Regions from separate parts of the Homo sapiens genome. Here region 2 is linked to region 1. A link is an interaction called in ENCODE POLR2A ChIA-PET data of the cell type or tissue named here. Cell type or tissue: GM12878. All regions are shown on one strand. Links, peaks and the distances in the headings refer to the core of each region. The heading gives the core; the rest is flanking DNA. Region 1 overlaps UBE2D2 (ubiquitin conjugating enzyme E2 D2). Region 2 overlaps CXXC5 (CXXC finger protein 5).

What was found. Peaks named below come from ENCODE experiments on the same cell type or tissue, not always from the same donor. Only the 100,000 strongest peaks of a DNase experiment are listed, where the experiment ranks them.
Region 2: POLR2A ChIA-PET joins it to region 1 with 8 read pairs; 6 of 35 experiments call an interaction of 5 or more read pairs at or near these places.

Annotation. Positions count from the first base shown.
Region 1 is chr5:139,591,673-139,597,046 of GRCh38, forward strand. The region is part of intron 1 of UBE2D2 (ubiquitin conjugating enzyme E2 D2); the gene reads left to right. Among named protein-coding and RNA genes, the nearest start is that of UBE2D2, 33 kb to the left of the region's middle. In GM12878, for the core only: no CTCF peak of the experiment used is centred there; no DNase peak of the experiment used is centred there; H3K27ac peaks cover 691 bases.
Region 2 is chr5:139,672,241-139,677,614 of GRCh38, forward strand. The region is part of intron 1 of CXXC5 (CXXC finger protein 5); the gene reads left to right. Among named protein-coding and RNA genes, the nearest start is that of CXXC5-AS1, 25 kb to the left of the region's middle. RefSeq lists an enhancer at 1,970-2,523. In GM12878, for the core only: no CTCF peak of the experiment used is centred there; no DNase peak of the experiment used is centred there; H3K27ac peaks cover 298 bases.

The DNA of each region.
Region 1 (5,374 bases), core at 243-5,242:
GTCTTTCAAACTCATGTAAGTTAATGAGTTACTAATATTTCCTGAGTTTTAAAAACTCATAATTTTAAAATATGTAAGCAGTTGTTTTTAAATATTAGCTTAAGTGTTATGCTGGGAACATAAGCAAGTAGTAAAAATTAAATTGTTTCTGTTGCAACCCTAGTTAAGATAGGAGTGAGGCAGGGAGAATGCAGGTACTATAGTAATGACAGACTGCTCCCCTTCAATCTGTCTTGAAAACCTGGGGCCGGGCGCGGTGGCTCATGCCTGTAATTCCAGCACTTTGGGAGGCCGAGGCGGGCGGATCCCTTGAGGTCAGGAGTTCTCAAGACCGGCCTGGACAACGTGGTGAAACGCCATCTCTACTAAAAGTACAAAAATTAGCCGGGCCTGGTGGCGGGCGCCTGTAATCCCAGCTACTCGGGAGGCTGAGGCAGGAGAATTGCTTGAACTTGGGAAAGACAGGTTGCAGTGAACCAAGATTGCTCCACTGCAGTCTAGCCTGGGCGACAAAGCAAGACTCTGTCTTACAAAAAAAGAAAAAGGAAAAAAATGAAAACCTGGAACACACCTTGGCCTTCTAAGTCTCATCTCTTTTTCCAGTTTGTGCCATTTTGCCCTTTGCCCTCCCGTGCTTTCCCCTCAAATCTTCTTGGTAGTGAGTTTTCTAGTATCACCTTTTATCTCTGATGCTTTTTAACTCATCAGACATAAAAGTAATGAGCTCTGGTGTGCATTATAATTCCTTGAGGCCTTGTTAGAACAGTTTGGCTCCACCTCAGAGTTTCTGACCTGGTAGTTGTGGGGTAGAGCCTGTGAATTTGCATTTCTAATAAGCTTCCTTGTGATGGTGATCCTGCTGTGTCAGTATCTCAGTTTTGAGAACTACTGGTTTAACTGTTGTTTCTTTGCAGTTCAGTAATCTTTTTTTTTTTTTTTTTTTTTTGAGAGATGGAGTCTTGCTCTGTTGCCCAGATTGGAGTGCAGTGGCACGACCTCGGCTCACTGCAACCTCTGCCTCCTGGGTTTAAGCGATTCTCCTGCCTCAGCCTCCCGAGTAGCTGGGACTACAGGCACGTGCCACGATGCCCGGCTAATTTTTTGTATTTTTAGTAGAGATGGCGTTTCACTGTGTTAGCCAGGATGGGTCTCGATCTCCTGACCTCGTGATCTACCCACCTTGGCCTCCCAAAGTGCTGGGATTACAGGCATGAGCCACCACGCTTGGCTGCATTTCAGTAATCTTAAAAGAGTTTCAGTAATCTTAAAAGAGGTTCAGCTTAATTTCCCAAATTAACATGATTCTCAGACATTTCTTTTTTCCTTTTTTTTTTTTTTTTTGAGGCAGAGTCTCGCTCTGTTACCCAGGCTGGAGTGCAGTGGTGTGATCTCGGCTCACTGCAACCTCCGCCTCCCGGGTTCAAGTATTTCTCCTCCCTCAGCCTCCTGAGTAGCTGGGACTACAGGCAAGCGCCACCACGCCCAGCTAACTTTTATATTTTTAGTAGAGACAGGGTTTCACCACGTTGGGCAGGCTGGTCTCTATCTCTTGACCTTGTGATCCGTCCACCTCGGCCTCCCAAAGTGCTGGGATTATAGGCATGAGCCACTGCACCTGGCCGATTCTCAGACATTTCTAACTTGTACATTTCTAATATTTTAGATCCAGATTTAAAGAACCATGGTACAGCAGAACACTCAAGTCCTTACCCTTGGGTTAGATACTTTGTATTTTGTTTTCTTATAAAATTGGGAATAGGTCTAAATGATCTCTTATGACCCTGAAATTTTATATATACATACATATTTTAATATATGTTTTAATATGTAAAATATGTAACAATGTATACATTGTTATATATACATTGTTATATATAACACACAAATAGGTATTGATGTATGTAATAAACACATATGTAACATGTAACATTAAAAGATATATTAAAATATGTACTTTTTTTTAGAGATGGGGTCTCACTTTGTTACCTAGGCTGGGGTATAGTGGCACGATCCACTGCAGCCTTGAACTCCTGGGCTCAAGCAATCCTCCTACCTCAGCCTCCCAGGTAGCTAGGACTACAGGCTCTCTCCACCATGCTGGGCTAATTAAAAAAAATTTTTTTTGTGGAGATAGAGTCTTACTGTGTTGACCAGGCTGGTCTGGAGCTCCTGGCCTCAAGCCATCCTCCCACCTTAGCCTCCCAAAGTGTGGAGATTACAGACATGAGCCACCGTGCCTAGCCCTGAAATTACAATGCTATGAATCATAATCTTTGTTTAAATATTTTCATAGTGTGATTTTAACCACCAAAGAGCCTCGATTTGTATAGCAATATTCAGACTACTAAAACTTGACTTTAGAGCCATTTTTCTACAAAGTTAATTATAACCTCTCTCAGTTTCCCATCTTGTTCCTTTCACCTTACACCATAGGGTGAGGACCAACAGGGTAAACAAATCTTTCCCATGCTATTTTTATTTTGTTTCATAATTGTTATGATTGGGGAAGGAGGGTGGTTTAAAAATAGCTTGTAAAGAAGCGTTAATTTTTACCAACTAATAGCTTAAGTTGCCTACTCAAGGATATAGTGAAAGGGAAATCTGCACATCCCTTGAAGGATGCCTTCCCCTCAAGGAATTTAGAGGGTTTCTTTTTGCTATAGTGTTGTGATATATATATATGTCTTAGGCTTTCAAAGTTTCAGTGTTCTACTTTAATTATCTGTTTTTTTTCTTTTTTTCCTTAAAAAATTTTGTTTTTTTGAGACACAGTCTCTATTGCCCAGGCTGGAGTGCAGTGGCATGATCTCTGCTCACTGTGGCCTCTGCCTCACGGGTTCTAGCGATTCTCCTGCCTCAGCCTCCTGGGTAGCTGGAATTAGAGGCACACACCACCACACCCGACTAATTTTTGTATTTTTAGTACAGTCCAGGTTTCACCATGTTGGCCAGGCTGGTCTTGAACTGCTGACCTCAGGTGATCCACCCACCTCGACCTCCCAAAGTGCTGGGATTACAGGTGTGAGCCACCGCACCCGGTCAATAATCTTTTTATAAATTGAGAATGTTCTACTTTAACTGTCAAAGTTCCTTACCCCATCACTTTTTTCTAAACATAATTATATATACATTCCTGCCTCAGTATCCATGAAAGGTTGGTCCCAGGTCCTTCCATGGATACCAAAATCTACAGATGCTCAAGTCCCTGATATAAAATGGCATAGTATTTGCGTATAACCTGTACACATCTTCCTGTATACTTTAAGTCATCTCTAGATTACTTATAAAACCTAATACAGTGTAAGTGCTCTGTAAATAGTTGTTATGCTGTGGTGTTTAGGGAATAATGACCAAAGAAGTCTGCACATGTTCAGTACAGACATCATTTTTTCCCCAGTGTATTTGACCCACAATTGGTGGAACTCATAGACACAGAGGGCTGGCTGTACTTTATTTCCCTATTGTTCTTTCTCATAAAATAGAAAGTTGAAATTAATGTATACGTTTAAAGCCAACTGTTAAAACACAGCCTTATATATTTGGGTATTATTTTTTTCTGCCCACATGTTCCGACTAGATCGATGCCTTTATTAAATTTTAAGATTCAACTTCAGTTTTCATCATGATGTAGAGATATCAGTTTTATAGATTGTATGTTTATTTGCCATAATTGGGTTTTCACTATTTAGATTACACCCCAAATGACAGTTTTTTTTTTTCCTTGAGTCGGAGTCTCGCTCTTGTTACCCAAGCTGGAGTGCAGTAGCACGATGTTGTCTCACTACAACCTCTGCCTCCTGGGTTCAAGCGATTCTCCTGCCTCAGGCTCCTGAGTAGCTGGGATTATAGGAGCCCCCACCACGCCTGGCTAATTTTTGTACTTTTAGTAAAGATGGGGTTTCGCCATGTTGGCCAGGCTGGTCTCGAACTCCTGACCTCAGGTGAGCCACTGTGCCCAGCCATGATGACAATTTTTAACAGCTATTTTAATCCACACTTACAGTCAGGATAATTCTTGCACAGACCCAGTTGGTTAAAAAAAGAAAAAGAAAATTTTAAAGGGTAATTTATTTTTCAAATGGGCAATATACACACTTTTATAAAATTCAAAATGTGTAAAAGCAATATATATAGTTCTCATTCTCACCCCTAAGCTTTCCTTCCTAAAGGCAATTATTTATTAACTAGTTTCTTGTGGGTTTTTTTTTTGTTTTTTGTTGTTTTTTTTTTTTTTTTTTTGAGACAGAGTCTCACTCTATCACCCAGGCTGGAGTGCAGCGGTGAGATCTGGGCTCACTGCAACCTCCGCCTCCCTCGTTCAGGCAATTCTCCTGCCTCAGCCTCCCGAGTAGCTGGGACTACAGGCGCGCGCCACCATGCCCGGCTAATTTTTGTATTTTTAGTAGAGATGGGGTTTCAGCATGTTGGCCAGGCTGGTCTCGAACTCCTGACCTCATGATCCGCCCACCTCAGCCTCCCAAAGTGCTGGGATTACAGGTATGAGCCCCTGTGCCTGGCGTTTCTTGTGTATTCTTGGGAGATATTTTATGCACATGTAAAGATGGATAGTTACGTGCTTTTTCTTTTTTAAAAAAGATCTGTTTCTGAATCTGAATGTCCTGTGTGTGTGTATGTGTGTGTGACAGAGTCTCGCTCTGTCACCCAGGCTGGAGTGCAGTGTCACAATCTCAGCTCACTGCAACCTCCGCCTCCTGGGTTCAAGCGATTCTCCTGCCTCAGCCTCCCCGGTAAATGGGATTACAGGTGTGCGCCACCACACCCAGCTAATTTTTGTATTTTTTTTAGAGATGGGGTTTCACCATGTTGGTCATGCTGGTCTCGAAGTCCTGACCTTGTGATCCACCCGCCTTGGCCTCCCAAAGTGCTGGGATTACAGGTGTGAGCTACCGTGCCCAGCCCAAATGTACTTTTAAGAATAAAAAACTGGCCAGGCACTGTGGCTCACACCTGTAATTCCAGCACTTTGGGAGGCTGAGGCGGAAGGATCGCTTGAGTCTAGGCATTAGACACCAGCCTGGGAAACATAGTGAGACCTTGTCTCTGCATTAAAATAATAATAATAATAATAATAGGCCAGGTGCGGTGGCTCACTCCTGTAATCCCAGCACTTTGGGAGGCCGAGGTGGGCAGATCACGAGGTCAGGAGATCGAGACCATCCTGCTAACACGGTGAAACCCCATCTCTTCTAAAAATACAAAAAAAATTAGCCCGGCGTGGTGGTGGGCACCTGTAGTCCCAGCTGCTCAGGAGGCTGAGGCAGGAGAATGGCGTGAACCCGGGAGGCGGAGCTTGCAGTGAGCCAAGATCGTGCCACTGCATCCAGCCTGAGCAACAGAGCAAGACTCCATCTAA
Region 2 (5,374 bases), core at 231-5,230, 81 kb after region 1:
CCGAGTAGCTGGGATTACAGGCATGCACCACCACGCTCGGCTAATTTTTGTATTATTAGTAAAGACAGGGTTTCTCCATGTTGGTCAGGCTGTTCTCGAACTCCCGACCTCAGGTGATCCACCTGCCTCGGCTTCCCAAAGTGCTGGGATTACAGGCGTGAGCCTGTACAGGCCAGGGCCTGCTGTTTATTTTAATGTCCTCTGGGGAACTTAAGAGTGGAAGGGACTGGATGCTCCTTGCCACGATAGGTCTCACCTCTTCTACGGTTCAGTCTCAGCCCTGCGTCCTGCTCAAAACCCTTCTCTCAAATCAGTTTCCTATCTGCAGATCATATCAGTGACTGATCTCGGCCTCTGGGGCCTTCCTCCTGAGGTCTGGAGGGTGGAGGGGATCGCTGTCTGGAATCCTTTTTTTCCCCTCTGTATCTCTACCTCCTTCCCCATGATATGCCCTGGGATCGTGACTTCTGCAGTAGTTTGGGGTGAGAAGCAAGAGCCATTCCTTTCCATTTTACAAATGGGAAACTGAGGCTTAGTGGCGGAAAGAGCTTGGTCAAAGTCACCAGTCAGGGAGGGACAGGGTGGAGCCACAAACCTAGGCCTCAGGCCTCCAGTTCCCTAGCCAGTCCTAGGCACATATGCCTCCCCCAACCCCAGACACACAAACACACCCCACACAGGAGCCCCAGAAGGACAGTGCGCCATCTCTGATTTCTTGACTCGTGCATCCCTGGACTAGCCTTCCCTGGCTTGTCCCATGGTGAGGCCCATCAGTAGGGAGGTCCTGAGGGGGTACGTGGGCCTGATTTCTGATTGGTGTCAGCTCAGAGATCACCACATTGGGAAATGTTTACTACAAGATTCAGGGGATCCCAGATAGACAAGGCGTCATTACACCTGCTTAAGCAAATTGCCTGCTCTAAATGGGGCAATAATAGGACTTCCTTCAGAGATTGGGTATGAGGATAACATGAGATAAAGCATGGACAGTGTGGCACATAGGAAGAGCCCCATACTTGTTAGCTATGGTCCCAGGTGACAGATGGGAAAACTGTCTCAGAGGCCAGTTTTTTCCCAAGGTCAAAAAATGGGGAAGGGTCTTCCTGAACCTTTGACTCTTCCAGGAAAGGAACCTGGCCTGAGGGAGGTGCCTATTGAGGAAAGGGCCTGTCTTTATCAGAGGCATCCCAGGCATCTCAGTCCCTAGAGCCCCAGGTCAGAGCTTACTCCCTGCCCGGGGCCTCAGTGTTGCTGTGCATGAATGGGCTGATCCCCTCCTCCAGCTGTTTTGGGGAGCACCGTAAAACAGAACAGAGCCTGGCTGGGTGCGGTGGCTCACGCCTGTAACCCCAGCACTTTGGGAGGCTGAGGTGGGTGGATCACCTGAGGTCAGGAGTTCAAGACCAGCCTGACCAACATGGTGAAACTCCATCTCTACTAAAAATACAAAAATTAGCCAGGTGTGGTGGTGTGCGCCTGTAATCCCAGCCACTCTGGAGGCTGAGGCAGGAGAATTGCTTGAACCTGGGAGGCGGAGGTTGTGGTGAGCTGAGATCGGGCCACGCACTCCAGCCTGGGTGACAGAGCAAGACTCTTGTCAAAAAAAAAAAAAAAAGAGAGAGAGAAAACAGAGCTCTACATACTCCAGGTTTGCTCAAACCCTTTAGTCCTCAGGCCAAGGCATGGTTGGCACCCACCCCAGCAGGAGGGGTGTAAGAGGGTCAGGGGTGTGGAGTCGGGGATATAGAAATGCTGTCCCTTGTTCTGTCCTTGGCAGTCAGTCTTGGGGTGACTCTAGTGGGGTTGAGGCCATGTCTCACCCCAGGCCACCCTCTGGGTGCTCGCAGTGGCCAGTGTGTGGGGGTATGTGTGTCCATCCATAGCTGGATGTGTGCCCTGTGCTCTCCGCCTGGGGCTGCGTTTCTCCCTGCCTCCAAGACCAGTCTCCCTGGGCTTGAGCAGGGCTTCTTTTTCCCTCTGGAAACTCCCCAGGCTGAATCATGGAAATCAGAGACGGGACACCCTCCCTTCCACCCCATTGCCCAGCTTGGTTCAACCACCATAGCCTGTGGTCTGCTTTGCCCACCATCAGCCTGTCTGCGTATTTTGCCTCACTTGGAGGCAGGCCAAGGAGACCGGCCCACCAAGGTGGGGGGGAGGAGACAAGGGCCGGGATGTCAAGTGCTGCATGGAAGCGTGGAAAGTGGTGCATTGAGCCAGGGTGTGCAGCTCTGCTGGGCCAGTGTTGGGGGTCCTGAAACGCAGCCTCTTCCACGAGCCTCCCTGGGCAGGCAGAATGGCTGCAAGGCTGGTCAGCCAGCAAGGAATGGCGGGGATGGTGCCTTGGTCAAACCCTGCCCTTGGTAGTGGTGATGGTTGCACAACTTTGTTGATTTACTAAAAATCATTAAATTATATGTATACTTTAATGTGGCAGAATTTTATAGTATGTAAACTATACCTCGATAAAACTGTTTTTTAAAAATCCTGCCAGCCAGGCGCAGTGGCTCACGCCTATAATCCCAGCATTTTGGGAGGCCCAGGTGAGAGGATTGCTTGATCCTCATAGGAAGACCTCATCCCTACTAAAAATTAAAATAATAATAATAATAAAAATTCTGCCCTTGGCCTCAAGGCCCTGCACAACTGGGACCCTGACAGCCTCATAGACACACCTCACATCTTCTTCCCCACCTGCTTAGGCTCTCTTTCATGCCTTTGTCCCCTCTCATTGCTTCTCCTTATCCTTAACTCTCAAACTAGCAGTCCCTTCCTCCAGGAAGGCCTCAGATAGCTCATTGTGTCCCCTTCCGGCTCTTGTTTCACGCTGGTTCATGTGACTGTGGGCCCAGCTCCTGTGCACTCCTGGAAGGCAGTGCTGGGGTCTGGGTCTGTGTGCTCTGCTGTCTCTCCGGTATCATAAGGTACAGGGCTGCTGTCGAGGTAGGTGCAGGGAAGATGTGTGCAAAGGAATATCTAGAACATCCAGCTGTGGGCCACCTGTGTACATGTCTGTGTGCAGATGGCACTATGTCATCCCAGGATGTCCCCTCCTTCCCAGTGCTTTCTGGCCCGAGAGTTCAAGATTGAACCCTGCGGGGGGTGAAGTGAGGCTCTTCTAGGGCTGAGGGTTGAATAAGGGCACTGCCACCACCTCCAGTGACCTCACTGCCAGCTGGCATTATGATGTCACTGGCTTAGCATTCCAGGCCCTGGGCATCTCCAAGTGCCCCAGGTGGGGGCACTCTCCTGGGGTCTGTGACAGCTTGCCCCCAACCACGGAGAGGTGACAGGCACGGTAACAATCCTGGGGAGTGAGAGCAGCCTTAGGGGTACCTAGGTCACCTGCCTTGGGCCACTCTGTCAATTGCAAAAGTGGCCACAGAACAGGGTGACTAACACTTGGGCTCTGGGTTCAAGCTCTACCCCTGCTAGGCACCAGCTGTTTGACCTGAGGCTGACAGCTTGAACCTCTCTGAGCCTAAATTTCCTCATGTCTGAAATTGGCAAATAGTTTCTGTCTCCCGGGGTTCTGGGGAGGCATTCAGAAGCTAAGACATGTAAAGCATAAAAGCACAGGGCCTGGGACACAGTAGATACTCAGTAAATGCTGGTTGATAGGATCCGTTGGTTAAGGAAACCAGAGTGGCAACACAGGTGGTGGGGGCTGGCTAGAAGGGGGCAGGCTCCGTGCCTTCTGGGGCTGGCCAGAGCCTTAGGGTAGAGGCACGGGGTGGCCTCCACTGCCAGGAAGGTGGCCCCAGGTATGAGTCTCCCTCCTTCCAGCTCAGCCAGTTAGCTGGAGCCTACAGGAGGCATTGGGCCCTGCAGCCATGCTCTGGGGCCAAGAACCCATTACCCCCCACCTCCTCCTCGGTACTCCCCAGTCCTCCTCCCCAGCCTCCTCCCCACCTCCTCCCAAGTCCTCCTCCCCTGTCTTCTCCCCACCTCCCCCCAAGCCCTCCTCCCCACCTCCTCCACAGTCCTTCTTGCCACCCTCCTCCCCACCTCCTCCACAGTCCTTCTTGCCACCCTCCTCCCCACCCTCCTCCCCAGCCTCCTCCCCCCAAGCCCTCCTCCCCACCTCCTCCCCAGTCCTTCTCCCCACCCTCCTCCCCAGCCCTCCTCCCCAGACTCCTCCCCACCCTCCTCCCCAGGCCTCCTCCGCAGATTCCTCCCCATCTCCTCTCCAGCCTCCTCCCCACCTCCTCCCCAGCCTCCTCCCCACCTCCCCCCAAGCCCTCCTCCCCAGGCTCCTCCCCATCTCCTCCTCAGTCCTTCTCCCCAGTGTCCTCCCCACCCTCGTCCCCAGCCCTCCTCCCCAGACTCCTCCCCATCTCCTCCCCACCTCCTCTTCTCAGGCCTTGGGCTACACAGTGGGTCTGATCTGGTCTCCTCGCCACTTCTCCTCTACCCTTCCCTCTGCCTCCCTCTCCTGTGGGCATGCCCAGCTGCCTTCTGGGATTCCCTCCTTAGGGCTGTTTCCTTGTCTTTTAGACCCTCAAGTCCCTGAGCCTGGACAAGGTGTCCTGGGTCCCTGGGTCTCTGAACCCTGTTACCCCAGACACTGCTTCCCATGACACTGTCTCCACTAACCTTGACCCTCTGCCCCTTCCTCTCCAGCTCCCCTTTTCTCTGATCCTCCCCTCTAGTTCTCTGTCTCATGATTCTGTCCCCACCACCTGTCTCTATTCTGCCCCCGCATGCCCCTCTGCCCCCCAGCTTTCCATGACTCGTCCCCCCTCAGCCCCCCGTGCTCTGTCCCCGCCCGTCAGCCCCTGGTCCCAGCTCCCGGCTGGCCGGCTCCTGCATGGACAAAGGGGTCCTTTGTGGGCTGACCGCGGCTGGCGGGGCGGCGGGGCGCTGGCTCCGCATTGCTGATGAAACGGAGCCCTTTGTTGTCCCTCCTCAGGCGCAGTATTTCTTTTTGGGGGCTGGATGTGTTCCTGGCAGGGCCGATGATGGATGCGCCCGCCGCCGCCCGCCTGCCCGCCAGCTTTCCCTCCCGCTCATTCCCGCTCCGCTTCAACGCAGCCCTGACTCCTCCCCTGCTGCCTGGGCACTGCCAGGCCCTTCCTGGCCTGGAAGGGGATGGCTGTGTGCCCTAGAGTAGAAGACTGGGACCTGGGAGAACGTCCCCTCTATGTCCTCCTCTTCCATGAGTAGGGCAAATGGGGCTTTTGGTCAGGGGTCCACTGGGACCAGGACATCAGTTTTTCCTAAGGTCTGAAGGAGAAGATGAGCCAGGTATCAGGGCCGATTTGGAACAAGCTTGAGGACCAGATGTTCATGTCTGTCTACTCTGGATTTGAAAACAGAGTTGTCCCTGTGAGCCAGTCCCTCCGTGTACCCACCTCCCTTCAACTTCTGTGGC